Regions from separate parts of the Mus musculus genome. Here regions 1 and 2 are each linked to region 3. A link is a loop called in an ENCODE intact Hi-C map of the cell type or tissue named here. Cell type or tissue: left cerebral cortex. All regions are shown on one strand. Links, peaks and the distances in the headings refer to the core of each region. The heading gives the core; the rest is flanking DNA.

The links. Peaks named below come from ENCODE experiments on the same cell type or tissue, not always from the same donor. Only the 100,000 strongest peaks of a DNase experiment are listed, where the experiment ranks them.
Region 1: it touches region 3 in a loop (16-fold over the local background); 2 of 42 quality-filtered maps call a loop at or near these places.
Region 2: a loop joins it to region 3, with 6 times the contacts of the local background. A loop is called at or near these places in 2 of 42 quality-filtered maps.

The regions. Positions count from the first base shown.
Region 1 is chr8:41,984,808-41,992,460 of GRCm38, reverse strand. The region is part of intron 3 of 2810404M03Rik (RIKEN cDNA 2810404M03 gene); the gene reads right to left. Among named protein-coding and RNA genes, the nearest start is that of 2810404M03Rik, 160 kb to the right of the region's middle. In left cerebral cortex, for the core only: no CTCF peak of the experiment used is centred there; DNase peaks (open chromatin) are centred at 3,051 and 3,321; H3K27ac peaks cover 1,600 bases.
Region 2 is chr8:41,815,481-41,823,133 of GRCm38, reverse strand. No RefSeq gene overlaps it. Among named protein-coding and RNA genes, the nearest start is that of 2810404M03Rik, 8.0 kb to the left of the region's middle. In left cerebral cortex, for the core only: no CTCF peak of the experiment used is centred there; DNase peaks (open chromatin) are centred at 3,168, 3,295, 3,957, 4,327 and 1 more place; H3K27ac peaks cover 1,058 bases.
Region 3 is chr8:41,917,389-41,925,041 of GRCm38, reverse strand. All of the region lies in intron 3 of 2810404M03Rik (RIKEN cDNA 2810404M03 gene), which reads right to left. It also overlaps the pseudogene Hspd1-ps1. Among named protein-coding and RNA genes, the nearest start is that of 2810404M03Rik, 94 kb to the right of the region's middle. In left cerebral cortex, for the core only: no CTCF peak of the experiment used is centred there; DNase peaks (open chromatin) are centred at 3,794 and 4,326; H3K27ac peaks cover 1,489 bases.

The DNA.
Region 1 (7,653 bases), core at 1,115-6,114, 68 kb before region 3:
TTCTTTTAGCAGGAAGGTTGTAAGGGCAGAGGGCAGAGGCCAGATATGGAGGGACAAGGAGATGACTGGGATTGATGTGCAAGATGTGAAATTCACAAAACCTCAATAAAATCTTTTTTTAAGGAAATAGAAAAAAGAAAAATAGAATTAGTTATCTCTCCTAGTTATAGAAAGAATATATGTCAAGAGCCCAACAAACTGACAGAATATATGTTTCTCTGCTATTTGACACTTGTGGGTATGACTCCCTGGAGTCAGTCTCCTTTCCCTGGCGATAGGCCACTCCTTGCTATCTCTCAGTGTTAAGCTCTTTAATGAGGCTATCTCCCAGTCATCTGTTCCATTAGCAGGTCTTGGTCCCATGGTATTTCTCAATGTCTCCTTATGCAGGCTTGGTTTGGTTTTGTCCTGTTTCATCATTTCTTTCATTCCTTACACCATAACATCTGTGAGAAAGGAATGCAATCTATCTCAGTGCCTTAAACAATGTCTAACAAAGGTAGGGGTTGCTGTCCAGGCTGTTTTAATAAAGAAGTCACTGCATTTTCTGCTAGGACTTCTGTAACAAAGAACCAAAGATTTGTGGTCATCAACAAAGGGCCTTGATTTCCTCCCAGACTTGGATACTAGTGTTCTAAGGTCATGGTTTTACCAGGCTTCTTCTCCTTGACCAGTACCTGACTGCCTGCCATCCACATCTCCAAATGGTCATCCATTTATTTACTTTGTGTCCTAATTTCCTCTTCTTCTAGAGTCACAAGTCATATCAAATTCAATCCTACTCATTAAGTCTTATCTGTGTTACTTTTCTAAAAACCTTTCTCCGCAGAGGTTACATTCTAAAGTACTATCATATATGAATTTGGGCAGGACATGATTGAGCTGATAATGGTGAGTGATTCCAAACTCTGCTTCAGGGCATCCCAAACCTTAATCCTAACAACTAACTATAGGGGTCTTTACTCATTAGATGATATAGGATGGTATATAAAGGTGGCAGTTTTTTTCTAACCTGGATAGCTCCCAAATAACTGAGACAGAGACCTATTAAGTTTATTAGCAAACTTTAAGCACAATAACTGAGCAGATATCCCTCACCCTCTATGCTATCTAGCTACTTCCCAATGATGGGCTCCAAGTTACTTGAATTTAGTGTCTCCTTGGCTTGCATTGTGGTAGCTGTCTGTCTTTATGGAGAACGCCTTTGGCAACTCCTCTGCATGCCCAACCTCAAGACAACCTTGCCCTTCTTCTTCCTCCACTTGCCTCTCGCCTGCCTCATAGCCAACTCTTCTTTCCTGGCTCTCCCACCCCAGAGCCCTCAATGCCTCCCCAGACTTCTGGCCGGGATCAGAAGTCCAGCCTTTCTCTCTGTTCAGCTTTTTATTAACTAATCAGTGATAATTAGGGAGCATTCTTTATACCAAAATTAATATAGGAGATTCATCAATCATCATGGCAATGCCCATGTTTGGACTGAAATAAATCTTGGGGTACAGAAATCAGCATCTGAATACAGGGAGCACAAAACCCTTCTCTAACAAGATCAAAATGAGGCAAAACATGTCCTCTTTGTAGAAATAGAAAATCTTATAAACAAATGTTAGCAACAGCTTTATTTTTAATAACTGGAAACTGGACATGGTCCAGTGTCCATCTCCCGGTGATTGGATTACTATATTGTGATACATCTCCACAATGAATAGCACTCATCAACATGAAGGAACTCCTGATACATGAAAGGGTGTGGGTAAGCCTGGAAGGCAAAGATGTTAAATGATGGAAGCCAGAAACCAGAGTGCCTACACCATCTGGATTCATCTATATGACATTCTAGAAAAGGTAGAAGTTTAGGACAGAATGCAGACCAGTGCTTGCCAAGGACTGGAAATGGGAAAGGAGATAGACTTCAAAGGAACCAGAGAGCATGATGAGGTGACAGAGACATTCAATTGCCTTATTGTACTTATGGCTACTTGACCATATACATTTGTCAAAATCCATCAACTCTACAATTTAAATATATGGACTTTATTATAGGTAAACTGTATCTCGAGTTGATTTCTCAACAACAGAGCAAAAGCTATTGAATTCTATTTTCATAATAGCCTAACATGGGTATTTTACAAATACCTTTCACATTCATTTTGAAATTAAAAAAAACTAAGTGCACACAAAAAGCACATGTACATATATGGGTAAAACTAAAAGAATAGTGATGTTGACTTTTTTGTGTGTGTTTTTTTTTTTAATTTTCATGCATTATATTTTGACCATAGACTGCCCAGCTTCCCTGTTCCTTCCTGGGTTAAAGGAGAGACCTGTTAATGTGAACCTGAAATTCATCTGGGAAGTCACTGAGGAAAGGCCTCCTATATTTCTTCTTGTTTGGTTCCCCATCCCCCATAGTCTCCCTGAGCAGTCAGTAAGGTCATGAGTGAAGGATCCCTCAAAGCCTCAATTACTCCTCACCATGACGTGGAACACAGTGAAAGACTTTCATACACTTTTCCCACTCTATCGTTTAATAATTGTGTATTGAAGTGTTTCCTCAAACGATAAAGCACCCTAGTTCAGTGGACAAAGTTGCACTTGATAGAGAGTGAAGCCATTTGAAGGGCTTACAGTATCAAAGTGCTAAAGTTAAAAAGAAAGAAAGAAAGAGAGAGAGAGAGAGAGAGAGAGAGAGAGAGAGAGAGAGAGAGAGAGAGAGAGAGAGGGAGGAAGGAAGGAAGGAAGGAAGGAAGGAAGGAAGGAAGGAAGGAAGGAAGGAAGGAAGGAAGGAAGGAGAGAGAGAGAGAAAGGAAGGAAGAAAGAAAGGAGGGAGGGAGGGAGGGAGGGAGAGAGGGAGAGAGAGAGAGAAAAGGAGAGAAGAGAAGGGAGGAAAAGAAAAGACGGAGAGAATTTTGTCCAGAATAACTTTTTCCATAGAGGACAGATGGGGAGGATATTTGTGCTTAATTTCAATGTTCTGCAGAAGTTAACACGTCCGGCAGCGCAGCAACACCCCCAGGTTTCTGGCAACTGACAGGAACACTTTATCCTGAATTCTCAGCAGGATGAGAAACTGGGGATTGTGAACCCATCTGGAGGTACACTAATCTCTTTGCAATGAAGCAAACCAGGAACAGGCTCTGAGGAGACATCCACTCATCCACCCCAAACACATGCAAAGTCCTAATCCCCAGAAGTTTCACATTCTGATTAATTACAGGTACAGGGGGTTTCATAGTCACTGACTACTCTTTCGTTGGCCGCTGATTTGCTTTAACGATTCATGACATTTCATTGAGCACATGAGCTTTCTCACAGTCATTAAAAATAACAGCCTCTCTCCCTGACAGCAAAGGAGGTTTATTCAGTGCTGTCAAACACATGCACAGTACCGGCTGTCCTCCGTGCTAACTCACAGCCTAATTCCTGGAGCATCAAAAATAATTATATCAAATGACCACGGAGACTGATTCAGGATGTCCAAATGAGCACCTCCCTTCAAACTTGCTCTCTGGTGGACTGGGAATGTTGCTTTTAGAAGTTTCTAGAAGTTTCTGGAAACTTCCCTTCTCATCATTTCAGTGCGTGAACCTGACAGGCAGGTTCGTTTTTGAAAAGCTGTACTCCAGGAGACCAGGCTAACCCTGGAGACTTCCTAGCAAGTGGTTCCTTTCACGCCTGGAGAGAAAGAGGAAGCTGTCAGGATAAGAATGGTAGGGTGGGTAGAAAAGACACCTGGTGATAAACCCGCTTTTGAGGCCAGCATTATGTTGCTGAGATCAGCAGTTAGAAATGTGGGTGATGGTACAGTGTGCTGCCCAGGGGAGTCTGAGGGAGAAAAAGGATTAATGACCTCTGGGGTTTGTTCTCTTCCCACCCTTTTCCTGAAATGCCAAAGCAGGGAGCTCGTTATCAATCAAGAGAGTGAAATACATCAGTGGATGGATTTGCTTTGCTACAGTGACAGCCAACTCCACTTTTGAATACTCTTTGAAAACAAGTTTTACTGTGCAATGCTGGAGAAAGCCAACAAATAATAAACCTGTCACAGGACTCACTGAATGCTCGTAAATGCAAGAGCCGGCTCTGCAGCTGCAAAGAAGATGCCATTCCCAAGCTTGAAAAATTGCCAATGCTTAATCATTGCATCTGATACCGATTTTCATTGTGGGTGGTGATTTGGGCAAATGCTTATCTTTAGCACTTTAGAAAGGACTGCGGAGGGGAGGCCCTTTCCCCAAACTGCTACCTGGTCAGCAGTTTAGAATGGGGAAACAGATATCAGAAGGAGACCCAACCATCCTTTGAGTATTAGTTTTATCTCAATTCTCAAGAGCAACACACACAATAAATTCATGTGTGTATGCTTAATTCAAAGGATCTACACTGAATTGTGCTTCTTGTGACTTGTCACTGATAATGGAAACAGAAGACCTTGTGATGAAAACTATAAACCCCTGGGGCCTGTCTAGGACTCTGGAACAGCACAGAAGGCCTGCCTATATTTCCTCTGTTATCCTCCCAAAACGCTCCTCATTAGGTTGCATCCCCAAAAGACTATGCCCGAATCTATCTACCTTCTCTGTGTCTTTGTAATGGGATGAGACAAGCCTTTGGGAGATGGGGAAGGGTGTGTTTTCCTCTAACAAACCCTCACTGGACAGAGAGGAGCTATCCACTCAGAGTGGTGTGCTGAGAGGCTGGATTTCAGCAGAATCCAGCAGCTCTGGTGAGATTCAGAGGAAAGAGCTCTGGAATGAGAGGAAAACCACCTGCTGGGAACTTTGGAGTGTTCACCACCACCAGGAACAAGTGGCTTCAACTGGGGAAAATGCTGTTTCTAATTAAGGCCAAGTTTCTAGACTTTCAGAAGGTTCCCATTTCCTGAGAGGAACCAGGTCACACATTTTAGTGTTGAAACTAGTAAATTATTGAATTTGAGGGTAACAGCTGTAAACATGTGTGTAAGAGGTGTTCTGTTAAACCAGCTGTCTTTTTACACCTTAACCTTTCCCATATCTATGATACATGGCTGATACAGAGGTTCATGCACTCCTTGCTGCATTCATCCTTCCATAACAGCATCGCAGATCATATCACTCCATCCCCAGAATTATCTCCTTTTATTGGGGTGCAGTTGCCAATTGTCATACAAAGAACTCTGTCCCCAGACTGTCCTTGGGGATTTATGATGATTTGTTTGTGTGTGGAGACATACATGCCCAAAATGGCAACCCAGGGTTAAGAATAAACAGGTAACCTCCAAGGAAGACAAGGCATTCATTCCCGACTCCCACCTGAGCCCCACATTGAGACCTGCTTGACTTGAGACCCTGACAGAGCAGCAAACCCTAAGGGTGGCTCATCCTGCAATGTCGATCTATTCTTACAGAGTGGGTAGTCAGCTCTGACACATGGATAACAGCGTGTTTCTCTGATAAAAAAACTCCTGGCCTCTGCCCTGATGGTCTTCAGAAATATTTGTTCATATACTAATTAATAGCACATAATTTATTTGGAAGAGACGTTCAACATAACCTGTAAATTACAGCAAACAAAGAAACCTTTTTGACAATTCTGTCATCAAAAAATAATTTATTGACCATGAGTTTATTAGGTAATTTTTTCAGTTATTAAAAAAAAAAACACCCTTAGATTTATCTTGAACTTTTCTACATGTAATCAATCAAAAACTCAGTTAACTATACCTCTAAAATATATCCATCATTTCAGTAATTGCACATCCCAACTGATTGTACATAGATATTTAGTGACTGTCTTAATTTTAATGGACTCATGTTGTCTCCTTACTCACCCCATTCTCTCTCCAGGTCAGTTTGAGCACAACAGCCAGAGACTTCTTTGTCAAAAGGAACCACATGTCAACCCTCTGCTCACACACTTCAATGGGTCACAATAGTCTGTAAAGGGTTCAGCAACTTTTTTCTGAAAAGGGCCAGGTAGTAAATGCTTTCAGGATTGTGAACCATATGATATCTGTTGTAAGCATAAAATTTCCATTGTTTGTAAAAGTACTTATGGATGGTTTGCAATGGAATGGGGATAGCTGTCTGCTAATTAAAATTTTTCTTTACAGAACAAGCATAAACTGCCTGTGAGCCAAATTATTTTCTGACTCATAATACATATAAGATGACATACAATCTATCTTCTGGCTCTCTCTGCTAATTTTCTTTCACTTAATAACTCCACATTTACAACAATGATCATCTTCTAAACAAAACAATAGCTTAAAACAACAAAGATATTTGCCACATTTCCTGAATCTGAGTAAAATCAGCTGGCTGAGCAATTATTCTTTTACATATGGTGCCACTCGTGCATGAAGTCACTTGGATGCACAACTAAGCAGAAAAATAAAATAGCTTGGGCATTTCATGTTAGCTGGAACTGGCTAAGAGCTCGCCCTTCAATGGTGCCAGGTTCTCCTCTACATGGGTCATCCCTGTAGTTTAAGTTTCTTAAAACACAATATCTTGGTTACAGGAGAAAGGTTTCCAGGAACGTGAAAGTAGAAGTTTAAGAAACATTGGAAGTTGCACCACATCACATCTGTAGACTGTTGATCAAAGCAAGTCAGAGTACAAGCTCAGACAGTTATAGCTACAGGAGAAGCAGACTTCATCTTCAGGGAGTATGTCAGTATCTTTCCATGCCTGTGACAAACATCTGAGATAAATGATTTGGAAGAGAAGGGGTTTATTTTGGAACATGATTTTGGACTTTGCAGTCCAGTGGTCAGTGGCTCTATTGTTCAGGCCTACAGACAAGCCACGTATCCTGGCATGAAAGACATGATGGAGAAGAGTTGCTCACAAAGCAGAGTAGCCACAAATGTAGCCACAAAGAGGGGAATAAAAGGATGTCAGACCAAGACACACTTCTCAAAGGCACATCTATCATCCACAGTTATTACTGCATTTCAATATTCTATTCACATTACAAATCTATCAATGGATCGAGTTCCTGATTGTACTGGTTTGAATAAGAATGTCCCCCAATAGGCTCATATAATTAAATGCTTGGTCATCAGGGAATGACTACTTGAGAGGGATTAGAAGGTGAGGCCTTTGTTAGAATAGGTGTGGCCTTGTTTAAGGACATGTGTCACTGGAAGTTGGGGAGGGGGGTTGAGGTTTCAGAAGCTCAAGCCAGTCTCAATGGCTGTCTCTCCTTTCTGCTGCCTGTGGATCCAGATGTAGAACTCTCAGTACCATGTCTGCCTGCATGCTGCAATGTTTCCTGCCATACTGATAATGGACTAAAGCTCTGGAAGTGTAAGCTAGCCCTCATTAAATGATTTCCCTTGTAAGAGTTGCCATTGTTGCCTCTTCATAGCAGTGGAAGTAGAGGTCTCCTACCACCTGTGCTACTATTATTTCTAGATAACGTATTTGTTTAATTTTTGTCTTTATGCTTTTTAAATTGTTTTTAAGATATTAAGAACATTTCCATGATATCCTATCCCAGACTACTCCATGCTGGTCTTTGTAATTTGATCTTGTACTCTTTCCTGAAGCTCTTGATCATTTCTAGAAGTGTTCTGGTGGGATTTTGGGGGGGTCTCTTTGGTACAATATATCATCTACAAGTATAGATACTTTGACTTTTCCTTTTCCCATCTGTGACCTTCTAATT
Region 2 (7,653 bases), core at 1,115-6,114, 100 kb after region 3:
TGGAGCGTAAATTTTTCCATTAAATTATGCCAATAAACTAGGAGCCTTGAGAGTTACTGTACACAGACACTTTGGTAGAGGAAGGAAATGCTCTTTGCTGCCCTTAAAGGGGGACTAGGAATCAAACGCTTGGAGTAGCAATCTGCTTAATTTCTACAAGGATGAAGAGATCAATTAATCACTTTCATACCAACTGGAGAACAATTAGGTCAAATTGAATATAAGCTTGTTAATGTAGGATACCATTCTTCTTATGTTTCTATTTTTTTTTAAATCAAACCTAAGTTATAATTCTAATTGAATTTTTCTTAGGCAAGCCAGACAAACACTCACTGAGTGATAACACCAAAGATAAATTAAAAGTGGCTGTGTTAAATGAGAGCAAAACTTTTCAGTGTGTGTGAGCACATGCGTGCACGCAGGCATGCTTGTGTGAGTGTGTGTGTGTGTGTGTGTGTGTGTGTTCACTTATGCTTCTATGTAGATGCCAGAGTTGAACACTGGGATTTCTTCCTCTCCTAAAAGTAGAAGCCAAGGAACGAACATAGCTGATGTCCAGCATATTTGTCTCAGGTTAGTTAAGGCAGGTAATGGTAGTATGTCTACTTCAGAGCTGGATGAAAACACAGGATATCATGTGACTACCCTCAAAACGAAGCTTCTAATTAGGAGGAAGTTTGAAGAGACACACACTGAACTGACTGTACTAACTCTCTGGGTTCCTTCATTTCTTCTTTCTTTGCCTGAAATGTCTTCCCCCTCCCGTTGAATAAAAATAAGTTATGTATTCAACTGAATGATCAGAGTATGGGTTGATAGCAGTTGTTATGGTAATATAATAGTCACTGCTTCTAAAATTAAGATATACTGTTGTCCAATTTAATTTAAAGCATATGTATAATAAAGGAAAATACATAAAAGAGCATAAAATTAAATTTGAAACATGATACCAGTATTATCATTGAAAGTATGATGGTCAGCACTATCACCTACCTTTGGTTGTATGTGAATTAGTCCATATAGGTCCTCTAGGATTTTCATATCTATAATAGAAATACTGTTTCCTCTGTGGCCTTTATTTTTGCTTTTGGATATCAACCATTGCAGGAAAAGCCACAAAAATTCCATCATGTGAGCCCACTTATTCAAAAGCTAAAGCACGACGACTTTTCACAGATATGGCAGAGCACTTGCCTCTGGAGCTGAGATGACTCAGTTTCTAAGTTGGTTAATTTCCACCCAACAACACATTCCCTCCATCTTTCAGCCCCACCCACTCCTACATCTGTGCAATTTATGCAAATTGTATAATAAGCTACCCTGGTCTTCCCACCTTCGTATCACTTTCCTTAAGCATTCGTGTGTTACCTTAGTCACCATACGCCAATGCTCTATCCCTCTCCCCATGCAATCTAACACCACAAGCTGTATCCATCAACTTTCATGATCTAATCTCCCATCTGACATAAGGCTGTATCACAGTCAATAAATATTTACCCAGAAGCTATACAGCAAAGGGAAGTCCATATGAAACACAATAGCTGACCTTTTAGTAGGTATACACCAGTGACTATTCATTGGGAAAGAGACCCAGAAACAGCAACCATGCTACTTGACCAGTAAGAGGTCCTACTTTTTAAAAAACAACAGAAATGCTACCATTCCTGAGATTGGATTTTGCAAAACAGTGATTAAAGATTCAATGTTCTTATCAGTGCTGGGATTGACTATCAGCATCTACTAGGCTGAGAATATTAATCATCTCAGGTTGTAATCCTTCGGTATCATTATAACCAGAGAAACTCAAATAATGCTCTTCTCAGAAATGAATTAATGCTGACAAAAGTGTGCCACAGAGCTAGCATCTCAAGGGGTAGGACAGACAAAATGACCGTTATTGAGATAGTTCCTGTTTTGTTCAATTTGTTGCCTTACCACACTTGAAACTGCAAACCACAGCCAGGCTGGAAACTTCAAAGGAGTGCCATCCATTCTATAGGGATATTAAACCAGCCAGTCCAGTCTTTCAAGAATAAAGCAACTAGAATAACCATTGTGGGGAAAGTAACAAGAGGCAATAATAACTCATTTCCATGAAAGAAAAATATAAAATGCTTAAAGCAACCAGCAATACCACCCACAAAATTAACAAAGTATTTTGTTTTGATACTTATTAAACTTCCCCAGTAATAAACGTGGAAGCATTACATCACATGTAACAAGGCACATGAGGAAGAGAGCAGGCACCCAACATCCATGGGAATCATGTGATAACAGAAAGTAATATAAGCGCTTCTTTGCAACATTCAGTGAAAGGTATTGTCTTTCCTTATCAGCAATGTCCACCCACATACATTTCTTGCCTACCTTTAGACCTCTGCAATAGCATTGTTTCAGTTTAGTTAACTGGATGAGGCAAGAGAACCTCCTACAATGACTAGGAAGTGGGAGTCTGTTTTTTTTTTTTTTAATCACCCACATTTCCAAGTCCCTCAGCTAGATATGGAGCAGTACATACAAAAGGAAGGAGCCTTTAACAGACCTTTGCATTTTTTTAAGAGTTCCTTTTATACCATTACCTCAGTTGCTTCACCAAAATATTTTTATTATTACAAAAAATTAAATAATGAACAATATCCACACAGATTGGGGTTTTATGTTCTTTAAATTTTTAAAAAAGTTTATTTAGCCTTTCTTTCTTTCTTTCTTTCTTTCTTTCTTTAATTTTTATTAAGTATTTTCTTCATTTACATTTCCAGTGCTATCCCAAAAGTTCCCCATACCCTCCCCCCCACTCCCCTACCCACCCACTCCCACTTCTTGGCCCTGCCGTTCCCCTGTACTTAAGGCATATAAAGTTTGCACGACCGATGGGCCTCTCCTTCCACTGATGGCCGACTAGGCCATCTTCTGCTACATATGCAGCTAAAGACACGAGCTCTGGGGGTACAAAGTTTGGAGCTGAGACGAAAGGATGGGAGTCTGTCTTCTTGTAGGTAAGAAATTCCTCCAAAAAGAATTTTCTGGATTAAAGAGCCTGGACAATGCAAGTCATATTGAGGACAGAAAATTTAGCTTCAGAGTGTGGGTTCTGTTGCTCATCATTTCCTGCTCTTATATTCTTAGCCATGAGTACAGATGCATGCTGTGACTTCATCAATTCTAATTATCGTCTTTCATCACAAGCACTAAGCATTGGAATTTTACTGCATAGTAAGCCCTGAAGAAGGGATATTCCTCTGACGCCACTTTACGTGTGTGGACAGAGGCAGTCCTGGCATCTATTGGCAAGTTTCATTTGGTGAGAGCTGTAGCAGAGGAAGATCAAGCAATCAGAATAGCAGACAGGATTTTAAAAGCTCCAAGAACTCACCGTGATGCAGTGTGAAACATAATGTCTATTAAAATGCTAATTGTGCATTCTGCAACAAATAGCAAAACGGGTGTTGGAGTATGGAATCTCCCATATGCCAACATATTTCAAATTCTTGAAGATTATTACCCTATGGTCCCTAGAATGAGAGAAAGTGGTACCTTCCTTCTAAGAGTTCACTATATCTAACAGCATCAGACATTGACACAAGACAACAAAATAAGTGCCAAATGGTCACTTTTTTTTCCCATCAGGCCAACACACTGTTTATAGTTTTCTTTATAAAGATACAGTTTCGTTTTAATTTTGTACTTCAAAACTTCAGGGCCCCATGATAGCTCCATTAATCATTTGCTTCGAAGCCTTTTATTTTTTAATTCACAATTTAAAAATAGTGGTACCTGTGTTGCCCCTTGAATGAAATCTGACGAAGAATTCAATGAAATGATGTAAGTTCAAGCAACTTGATCAATCCAAAGTGCTTTTCACAAACATGACAGAATCATTACTAAACCCTCTTGAATATGGTCCCCTCTGACTGCTAGCTTGTGAAACTCCTAAGGCCTCCATTTGAGAAACCAAGCAGTAGCATCATCATGTAGCATAGGAAATAAATCATCCTAGGGCAAGGTGCTACAGAAGGTGAAAAGCTTTGTGCATAAGTATTGACATTTTTTAAGCTCTATCTGCAATCTGTTAGAGTTTGGATTGGGAACCTTTCTTATAGTCTCTGTGAGGTTTTTTTCTTTCTTTCTTTCTTTCTTTCTTTCTTTCTTTTTTCCAAATCACTTCTTCTTTGACACGGTTGAAAAATGTGCAGGCTAAGGAAGATGATGCAAATGCTGTAAGGCTGTCACTTCCCATCCCAGCCAGCACTGGCACCGAGAAAATGAAAAAGCCTCTGACATATCGAAATTTAGCAGCAACATTCTAACTGGGGCGAGCACAATATTTTTAATCCTCCCTGCAAAGATCAAATTAAATCAATGGCAAGCTCTGCCTGACACAGCTCTATGTCACGGACTGCTCAGATGAGAATGCTGAGAAAGGCTGCAGCTCTTGACTTTGTAGCCCATGGTTTTTTGGAGCAATCCAGGAGAGCAGTGATAAGCCATCCCTGCATAAAGATTAGCTTTCTAGACAGTGAAATGGTGTCAGAGAGAAATGGAAGATCCAGACACCCAATTTTTTTTTCCTGGAGTTTAGATTCAGCTAAAAGCCATCAAATTTCACAGCTGAACTTCAAACATGACTCAGTCAGAGGTTCAAATTTCTCTTTTCTGCAAGGCAAGACATCTGTATATTTCAGCCCATGCAACTATGTATTTTAGAAATTGTATATTAAAAGCAGATTCCCTTAATCAATAATAATTCAGAAATTATAGCTACATCCATTAAAAGTCTCATTTGAGGGCAGTTAAAAGTTGAGGGTAATGTGGGTTTTTTTTTTCCTTTTGTCTTTTTTTTAAGTTCTGTATTTGTAAGACACATCTGGAAAGCATTACAAAAAAAATTCAGATTCTAAGGTCTGCAGTCCCATTGAGTGGGTCTGGAAAGAAACACCAGAAATTGCACTTTTTTAACAAGCACCCCAGGTGAAACTGAGCTTACAGTCTTTCGATCTTAATGTGATTTTTATAATCCTGATTGTGTTTAATTCCTTAGAGGTTTTTGTTGTTTTTTTAAAAATAAAATAAAATAAAATAAAATAAAATAAAATAAAATAAAATAAAAAAGGAAGGCGATAGAAAGCCTTAAAAGCACCTTGACATTTTTGTCAGATTCTGGCTTCTAGAGATTTTAAATCAAATTTTTATGATATATTAATCCATGATATGGATTCTTTCTGTATAAGCAAACCAAAGAAAAATGTTTCCTGAGAAAATTATGCAGATCCCCAAAGCAAAGATCTTCCATGTGGGGCATTTCAAGGTGCCTGGTTCTTATGTCCAAGTTAATACTCTCAGGTACAATATCTTTAAGGTTTTAAGTTTTTGTGTTTGGTTTGAGAATATAAAAGATGCCAGTCTGAAAGGGCTGTGACTGATTCAAGAGACTCAACTATCCATGGCAATATTCCATCAGCAGTGAAATAAAATTCCACTTCTTCCCCATGTGATAGTCAAAGTCTGCCATCTCAATTTCCATGTTAATTTATCCCCTCAGAAATCTAAGTCCTCAACATCCTTTGTACGATCACGGCGTGAAGAATAGCACATCTAGTTAGATTGATGGAACAGCACAGCAATTGCTTTTATCTGAATCAACACACTGTTCTTGAGAAGATATATCAGATTATCCACTTGTGTGCAGTGTCAAATCTATGTAGATTTCTACAATTGGGGTTTGTTTTGTTCTCTGCATTTAAAATTGAATGTCCATTACTTATTCACAGGGGGACTTGACAGGTGTCAAAATTGCTGTGGTGACACAGAGCAAGGAACAGGGCTAATGTTCCACTGCCATTATACCTAACATTGATGTAATACTAGTTTTTAACATGATGCCTCATTTTTCATTTCTCATTAGACATTCAAAATTATGTAGCCAGTCTTTCTTCTCAGTAGTATTTAGAAATAATATTTAGTGTTTTTTTTCACACACACACACAAACTACCAGTATTAACTCACTGCTCTGATGTGTCCATAAACCATAAATATGTTTGTTCATTGTTCATGTATTTACTGACAGCTTCTGGACTAGAACAAAAATAAATATGCACTCCCTATACTCAGGCAATTACAAATTCATTGTCTCTTCATCAGATAGCAATGACTGAATATTCTCCACGAGTAGATCACAATTTTGTATAACTTTGTTCATACGTTAAAAAGTATAATACACTTATTGATCTGCATGCAAATAGACTGGGGTGATGTCCAAATATAAGGCAGTTTCAGGTATTTTGTATCATGAGAAGTAATAAAGTCTTTGTAATTTAGTTGATTTTGATAGAATCAAGTAAAGCCACCTCTAATGGCTTATAGTAGTTTAAAAAAAGTCTATTAAAAAGTCTTAATAATGCACATAATGTTTTCCCTTCTTCCATCTGAATACAAATACAAGGTGTCTCCACTGAGCAATTCTGGCATTCACTGTATATATCCATGCACTACTAATCTAGGCTACAGCTTAGAAAGAGGATACCCATTCACATGAAAGGGCAATCTTTACTCAATAGGCTCAAGAATTGATTTCACCTAGAAACATTCTAGAAAGCATTCCCCAGGTACAGTTTAGTCAAATATTTTGGCATCCTATGGTCTGAGTAAGCACTGTATTTCCCTAGCTTCCAGCAAAATATTGATTTGTGCAATTGTGTAAGTAAATAACCTGGGATAAGAACAAGTAATCACCCAAACAAATTAGAAAAGCTAATATCCTGCACTCACATAGGGACAAGACTAATCTCTTTTTCTACAAAAAGAAGGGAAAAAAAAACAAGAAAACAAAACATCATTCACAGATAAAGAGAACTCATGAGGGTCTTGTTTTTGCATTAGTGGATAATTATATCTAAGCTAATACGGCTCTGTTCCCATTTAACACACCATTAAAGAAAGAGGTGTGTGTATGTGTGTGTGTGTGTGTGTGTGTGTGTGTGTGTGTGTGTGTATCTATGTGTCTGTGTGTGTGTGTACCAATACTCATAAATACAAAAATATAAGTGACCTAAAAAATAAATGTTAACAATGGCAAAAGACTAAATGTACTTTAAAAGTTAAGTGGAGGAAACAATCAATACAAAAATCTCAAAGTTAAATTTAAAGTTAGTATTTGATTTTTCTTGGTGTTATGAAATATGCAATGGGTTGGATTGTAGCTTAGTAGCAAAACACATACTAAGAATGTATCTGGCTCTGAATTCAATATGCATTGCCATAAAAATACACAAGATGACAGTAGCTAAGACTCTACAGAAGAAAATCTTGCTGAATTTGAATGGGAACAATAGAAACAACTCATAATTTAACACAAAACAACTTTTGGTAATCTAACATGCATGTAATCATGATCTATAAAGATGGGAACAGAAAAATTATCACACTGACAGTTCTCAACAGCTCAACAAACTCATCAGAAAAACTATCCCACGAAACTAACGTGTATAACTAAGTTGAATAAAACAAATAATACAGTGGAAAACAAAAAAGAAGTGAGTGAACCTGGAAATAATATTATTCATAGAGGAACAGAGATAAGGAAGGCAGAATGTTTTTTCATTGGAAGTGAACTCAGCAAAAGACATGCTTTAAATATGGGGAAGTAATTAAAGTTG
Region 3 (7,653 bases), core at 1,586-6,585:
TAGGCTCTCTTCATGGTGACAAGCCTCAACTCCTTTTCATGACCCCTTCAGTCCTGGGCCATCAATTGCACTGAGGCTGCACCTTCACCAATGGCCTTCCATAGCCTCTCACAGTGCCAAGCCTCAGCTGCTCTGCTTGACCCCTTCATGCTTTCAAAACCAGTACCACATGGGTAACTGTTACACATTACTAAGTCCAGCCACAGCACAAGGTACAACCTTTGCTATCTCTGGAACACAGCCTCTCTGCTCCCAGAAAACACTTCCCAGAAGATGTCATCTCAATGATGCTGGTCTCTTCTTAATCACCTCTAATTTCTTAGCTCCAGCTAACCAGCATCAATAGTCCCAGGAATGCAAAGGTTTCACTTTAGTAGTTCTGGTATCTTGTTAATCACAGCTGATTCTTCAGCCCCAGCTAACCAGAACCACAGAATCTTCACAATCAAAATAGCAATGGCCCTGAAAAGAGTCTTTAATCTTCCCTCTGAAATTTCACAAGCCAGTCCTCCATCTTCTGCACTGTTCTCAACATTATCTTCCAAGCTCCTATACAACATCCCACAGAGCTCTTAACACCAAATGGATCTAGCTCAAAGTTCCAAAGTCCTTCCACGGTCCTCCACAAAACATGGTAAGGTTGTCACAGGAATACCCCAATTTGTCTTAGTAAAGGTTTCTATTCCTGCACAAACATCATGACCAAGAAGAAGTTGGGGAGGAAAAGGTTTATTTGGCTTACAATTCCACATTGCTGTTCATCACTGAAGGAAGTCAGGACTGGAACTCAAGCAGGTCAGAAAGCAGGAGCTGATGCAGAGGCCATGGAGGGATGTTCTTTACTGGCTTGCTTCCCCTGGCTTGCTCAGCCTGCTCTCTTATAGAACTAAGACTACCAGCCCAGAGATAGCACCACCCACAAGGGGCCTTTCCCCTTGATCACTAATTGAGAAAATGCCTTACAGCTGGATCTCATGGAGGTACTTCCCCAGCTGAAGCTCCTTTCTCTGTGACAACCCCAGCCTGTGTCAAGTTGACACAAAACTAGCCAGTTCAGCCTGATTTTTAAGTTCAGCAATTACAGCTTCGACAGCCAACATGTCCATTCTTCTTATTTCCACTGGGTTAGTGGTCATTCCTGCCCTTCTCTCAAGGTCCACCTTGGCACCAGAGCTTTCCAGAACAGTAGCAGTGTTGGTGCTATCCCCTTAATTATGGTAACCGTATCGAACAACTACAAGTTTAGCTCCAGACTTTTATATTTACCCTTTAAGTTGAATTTGCAACGATCAGAGTATCTTTTAATATTTTCGGGCTTCCCAAGTTCTGCTTAGCCATCACCTTTTCGACTTTGGCTTCATTGTTATTTGTGTGGCATGGGCTAAAGTTATACACCTTGAAGCATTAAGGATAGGTCATGTACACCAAGCTTCACATCTTTGGTGTAAGCCCAAGTGAGATGTGAAACCAGTGCCTGGGACACTGGACTTATCTATTGAAGGACTATGGGTATTCTAAACATTTATGCTCAGCATCAGTGGTAACAAACTTTTTGTGACAGGTTATTGGTAGAGGAGAATGGAGGGCACATTCTTGTTTTCATTTGGCATTGGCCCTATTATAACTTTTCCTAACCTGTCTTGTTACCTCATCCTGCTACTGGACATTCAAACCTTGGTCAACTCTTTACATTTTTACTAACTTTCATACACACATCATTTCACCACATTTTGAGTCCAGCATTTTATTATTATTATTATTATTATTATTATTATTATTATTATTAAAGTGCACTGTAGCTGTCTTAAAGCACACCAGAAGAGAACATCAGACCCCATTACAGATGGTTGTAAGCCACCATGTGGTTGCCGGGGACTGAACTCAGGACCTCTGAAAGAGCAGACGGTGCTCTTAACCTCTGAGCCATCTCTCCAGTCCCCCAGCATTTATTCTTGTTTCATATGTGACTAGAGAGAAAAATCAATATGCTATTTTTTCATGAACACACATTCTTCTTTCAGTCAGTGTGGGGTACAGTAGCAAATATTAGAGAGAGGGTAGCTTAAGTAACATACATTATTCCTCACCACTTTAAAGGCTGAGCATTGCATATTAAGTAGCTAGAAGGTTTGGCCTGTGGTAAAACACACTCAGTGCCTCGAGATACCTATTTATCACTCTGTTGTTCTATGACAGAGCAGAGGAGGAAAAAACAAATGCTCTGTCATCTTTCCTGAGGTTATAATTCCTATTCATGAGGGCTTCACCTTCATATGCTTCCCAAATCCCTACCTCCTGATGTCACTGGGCTCAGGATTTCATAATGTGACTTTACTGGGATAAGATACAAACTTGTCACCCAGGACCAGTCCTTCCCCCAGTTCCCCTCATTCCAACCTGATATTCTCCACTTTTATCAACGTTTAATTTCTTCTCTCATTGTGCATACGTTTTGTTAGAGAAAATTTGCTTCTTTCTAAAAATTTGCCTCTGGTATTTATTTTAATGAATAGCTCTTTTTTATACCCAGGGAATGTTTTTGCTTCACCTTCACTTCAGAAGTTACCCAGGAATGGAATTATAGGTGGGCAGATGTTCTGCTGACAATAATTCTGTTATTTTCTGACTGCTGGTTAAAATGAATTTTCTGTGCCTTGTGTAGTTCACCAACAGGGCAATGGTCGTTTCCTTAGTATTATTGCTTAGAGTCCACAGAATTTTCAGCATCTGCTACTAATTTTGCTTTTCATCAGTTCTTAAATGTTACAGGTATTATCTCTTAAAGCTTTGCTTTTGAAATATTCTCTTACCTTTTGGGATCTATATTACCCATAGACACATAGTTCTGTTCTGGACTGAATCTAGAACCCTGTGCATGTTTGTTAAGTGCTATACAATTGAGTTACATCACCAGTTCCACTGGAACTGGAGGTACAGACATTTGTGAGCCATCTGATGCGTGTGCAGAACACAGGACACAGGTCTTCTGCAGGAGCGGCAGGAGTAGCATGTGCTTCTAACTATTCAGCCATCTCCAACCTCCATTGGGAAGTTTTTTAAACAGCTCACCTTCCAGTTCACAATTTCTTCCTCTATTAGTTCCAATCTCCTGGCAAAGTGCATTTACTATATCCTTAATTTCAGTACTATATATTTAAATTACAGAATTTCTATGTGGCCTCTTTTCACATATTAAAGTTTTAATGTGAAACTCTATACCTATATTTTCCATTTTCTTGAGCATGTGAATCAGAATTATTTTTAACGTTGTGCCCAATTATGTCAATATCTGTTTTACCAGCTACTTTTCATCTAATTCAGTCCTCTAATGTGTGATAGTTTTTATATAATGTAGGCATTTTACATGAGAAAAGTCGAAGGGCTTTGGGTATTTTTTTTCCAGCAAGGACTTCCGTTGCTTTGGCCAGATTTTAGGTACGAAGCATATCCCTTCCATCAAACTGACAGACCGTGCTGTTTTGGGGTGAAGCAGATTCTTTCGGAAGAACCATTCCAGCTTCAAACAAAGAATCTCGTTATTCCCTTAACAACCCCTCAATTCCAGGTTGAATCCTTTCAATATTTCAGAATTACAAAACAACACGAACCTACTTTTCGCTTCTTTGCAACTCTGGCTTTTTAATTTTCTAGACAACGTGTTAAGAAACTGGCAAATGAGTCAGTGGAAAACAGAAGTGTCAGGTTTACTTTGCTCAGCTCTGTTCACTTCGGGTTTTGGCATCTCTGAATCCTGTTGCCTCGGCAGCCTCCAGCTTTATTTTTCATTCTTTCATTTCAACTCACAGCCATGAGGCCAGCAAAATCGTTTCCAGTGCTTTCCGCCTCTTGTAATCCATGCTTGTCAAGATGCCTTTGTGCTTTCAAATCCTCCACCTGCCCTCAACCCTAGCAGCTACATCAGCAAAGAGCCATGAGAGCCCGTGAAGCATCCTGCATTCTTGCTCAGGATCTCGCCTCTCTCCAGACCCCTGTTTCTCGAAGTCCGGAAGCCTCGCTGGCACTCTGTAAGGAGGTGGATTTCAGGAAATTATTCACCTTCTCCAGGTGTTTTCAGAATTGTCACTGCTGCACTGGATGCTCGTCTATCGGGAGCCATAGACAATAACATAACCAGCTTTTTGTCTGACTCATGAAACACCCTTCCCTTGGTGGATGGCATGAGAAAATGAACACGTTTTCACAAGGCACTCACCTAAAAAAGAAAGGTGTTAAAGATGCAACATCACCCCCCCAACCCCCCATATGTGACAGTTCCTTATACTGTCTTCTCATATGAGTCACCCATGCAAGCTTGGATGAATCACACTGACGCCATATAAAACAGGGCTTGCCCACATTCTCTACCCCAGAAGAGCTCTCCTGGCTATGACTCAGTTCCCTTTTGTTATATATTGTATACCAAATTTTCTGAAATCATTTTTTGTTCTACTTTTTACTCTTTTTTTGTTGTAGTTTGTTCTGTTTTAAAGACCCATTTGATCAGAAACACATGGTGGGAGGCAGGGTGCCAAGAGCATCTTCTCCTTACTCCTTCTTAGCAGGAAAGTCAGTGTACTTGAGAGATAATGATCCTCTCACCAATAAATAAATAAATAAATAAATAAATAAATAAATAAATAAATAAATAAATAAATATGGATTCACACAAGTTTCCATTAAAAAAAAACAACAACGAAAAACAAACAAACAAACAAAAATAGCCATCTTCACTGTCACTTTTTCCGGCCAGAGTCTTGGAATGGAAATCTGCCCCTTCCATAAAGCACTAAAATAAGATGTGAATATAAGAATTTCTGATCTGGAATACAGATATTTTCAAAGCACATGGGCAATTGCTTTATTGTCTTATGAGAGCTTTAATTTAGGTTTCTATGCAATTAACCTTTCCATACCTGTGTTTACATATTTATATTGTTTCCTCCGGTAGATCCATTACCGAGTAGTCTTGTAAAAGGCAAAACACTTTCAAGCTTTCTAAATGAGTGTTCTATTCAAATTAACCATATGTTAAAGTATTTCTAAGTGGAAAAAGCTCTCAAACTACTTTTTGAACATGCGAATGGCCAGCAATATATCAGATATTAGTTCTATTAACTAGTTCTGATTTCCTTAACTGTTCCTTTCCCCACCTGGTAGGAATTAATCATGTGCTTATAAGAATTAATTCTTATTAATATGTTAAAGTGAAGCTGATTAATAAACTTCCATAGAAAAAATTTTGGCAGGTCTTTCTTTCTCTATTAAATCCTTTCTAGGAAATTCTTGCAGATCAGTACTAACTACAAAATGAATGGCTCTCCTTGACCTCACTACATACATGTTAACTAATATCACATCACTGCAGAAGCACAGAGTACCAAGTAAGAGACTGCAGAGACGTCTCTCAGAGTCCAGCAAGGTAAGGCATCACGGTGAATTCATTGAGCTTCCTTTCCATACACAAGTCCTCCTTGATGGTCAATTAAAGGACATGGAAAACAATCAGCTCAGCAGAGGTTCTAAAGGCTAATGAGCCAGCCCTACACTGTGTATTTGCCTCTCACAATCCAAATGCTGTTAAGAATGTTAACTAATCCCCCAGGGATTTTCTCAGCACTTAAATAAAGGCATCCACGTATATTTATAAGTATTTGTATAATTAAATAATAATTCAACAATACACACCCATTCATAAGTTCTAAAACCATATAAAAAGTTAAAGAACGTTATAGAATAAAAATAGTACAGTTGTCTAGAAGAACAATGTTTTATAACTAGGCTGATTATTTCATTGAAGATACATGTCTGTGATGCACAGCACATTGTAACCCAAAATTCAATTCCTGATAAACTTTACTTTCTTTTTTTTTCTTTGTGTTGGCTTAATTTAAATGGTGATGTATTTAAATTGTGATTAACTGCATTCTAGAAAACAACCATTTTGTAAAGAAGTGTTTGTTAAGGAAACAAAATTGCAATGACTGCATTATTACTTTTATACCAATTTCTTGTCAGTGATCAAATCAACATGGGTAGTAACATAGAAAAGTGGGTGAGAGAATAAAAATGAAATAAATTGGTTTCCATGACTCAATCTGCATGTATAAATGTAGGATGCCATATGCTAACAAAGTCTAGAATCAAAAACTCATACTGAATTACTTGCATTATTAAAGATCAACCAACCCTTTAAGATGACTTGCTTCTTTGCCCAAACTTTCTCCATTCATCCTTTCCTTTCTTTCTTTTCCTAACTGTTCTACTCCCTGACACTACCTCACTAAGTTATTCATTTTCTATTATCTATGAAACCATGCTTGACCCCAAGTTGAAGTGACAGCCATTTCAGGAATTCACAGTTGCAGGGCATATTATTTCTGGGACAGAAGCAGATGACAGGTTCCAAGATACTTAACTACTAGAAAAGAAAGAAAAGGAGTCAAACTGAAGCTTGCTCTACTGTAGCAGAATTTTCTGCCAATTAATTTAAATATTAATACAAGAAGAAGCCTGTGATTGAGTTTTTAATTTAGTAAGAATGCTACTCATTCAGATGAAATGCCTCCAGTGTAGATAGTGAAAGAAATCAGGCATTACAATTTACTGGATAAGAGCTAGAAATCTCAGGGGCAGTTATACAGAGTAAACCTAGAATAACAGCCATACATTCCCATATACAGGAATTTACAATGACCTAGGGAGAAGGTGGGTTATACAATAGACTAGAATTCGAACTATGGCAAGGGCATAAAGCCCTTGCCCCTGGCTGCTAAGAATAAGCTGACCTTAGGTGGGGCTGCTTTTTATCCCAGTTGTAAACACTGGTTTTTATCCCAGTTGTAAACACTGACTGGTTCCCACTATCTTTTATGTATGTATTCCTGTGTTTTGTGTAAAGAGTCATTTTGCATCAGGTAACCTCAATGTACCTTGGATGACCGAATGTATCACTTAACTTCCTTGTTTTTGTCTGTAATATAAGTCTGATGCTCACTTTGGGAAATTACACTCTCTCTGGTGTTCATATCTGTTTGTCACCCCGTTGACTCCTTGCCCACCTGAGTGCTGGAACCCTGATTCTCCTGCAGGTTGAGGGACCGACTGAGTCCAGTCCACAGCACACATCTCTGTGCTTTCCTTATCCTTTAGCTGAAAGCCTAGTAAAATGTAACCTTTTCTCAGCCAAAAAGTAATTTAAATAGAAATATAACAAAAATAAACTTAATACTAGTTTACCTAGAAATCAAATCCTTGTTGGAGGAAGTACCTCAAGGTGAAGGCAGAATTTGAGATCTCATACATATGCTCAAGGTCTACCCAGTGTAAGCTGGCCTCCTCCCTCCTTGCTCCATGCAGATCAAGATGTAGAACTCTCGGCTCCTCCAACACCATGTTTGCCTGCACACTGCCATGCTTCCCACCATGGTGATAATGATCTAAACCTCTGAAACTGAAAGCCTGCCTCAATTAAATGTTTACCCTTATAAGAGTTGCCTTTGCTACATATGCAGCTAGAGACATGTGTCCCACCATGTGTTTTCTTTGTTTGGTGGTTTAGTTCCAGGTGTGAGGGGGAAGGGGATAGGGGATTTTCAGAAACTAGGAAAGGGAATAGCATGTGAAATGTAAATAAAGAAAATATCTAATAAGAGT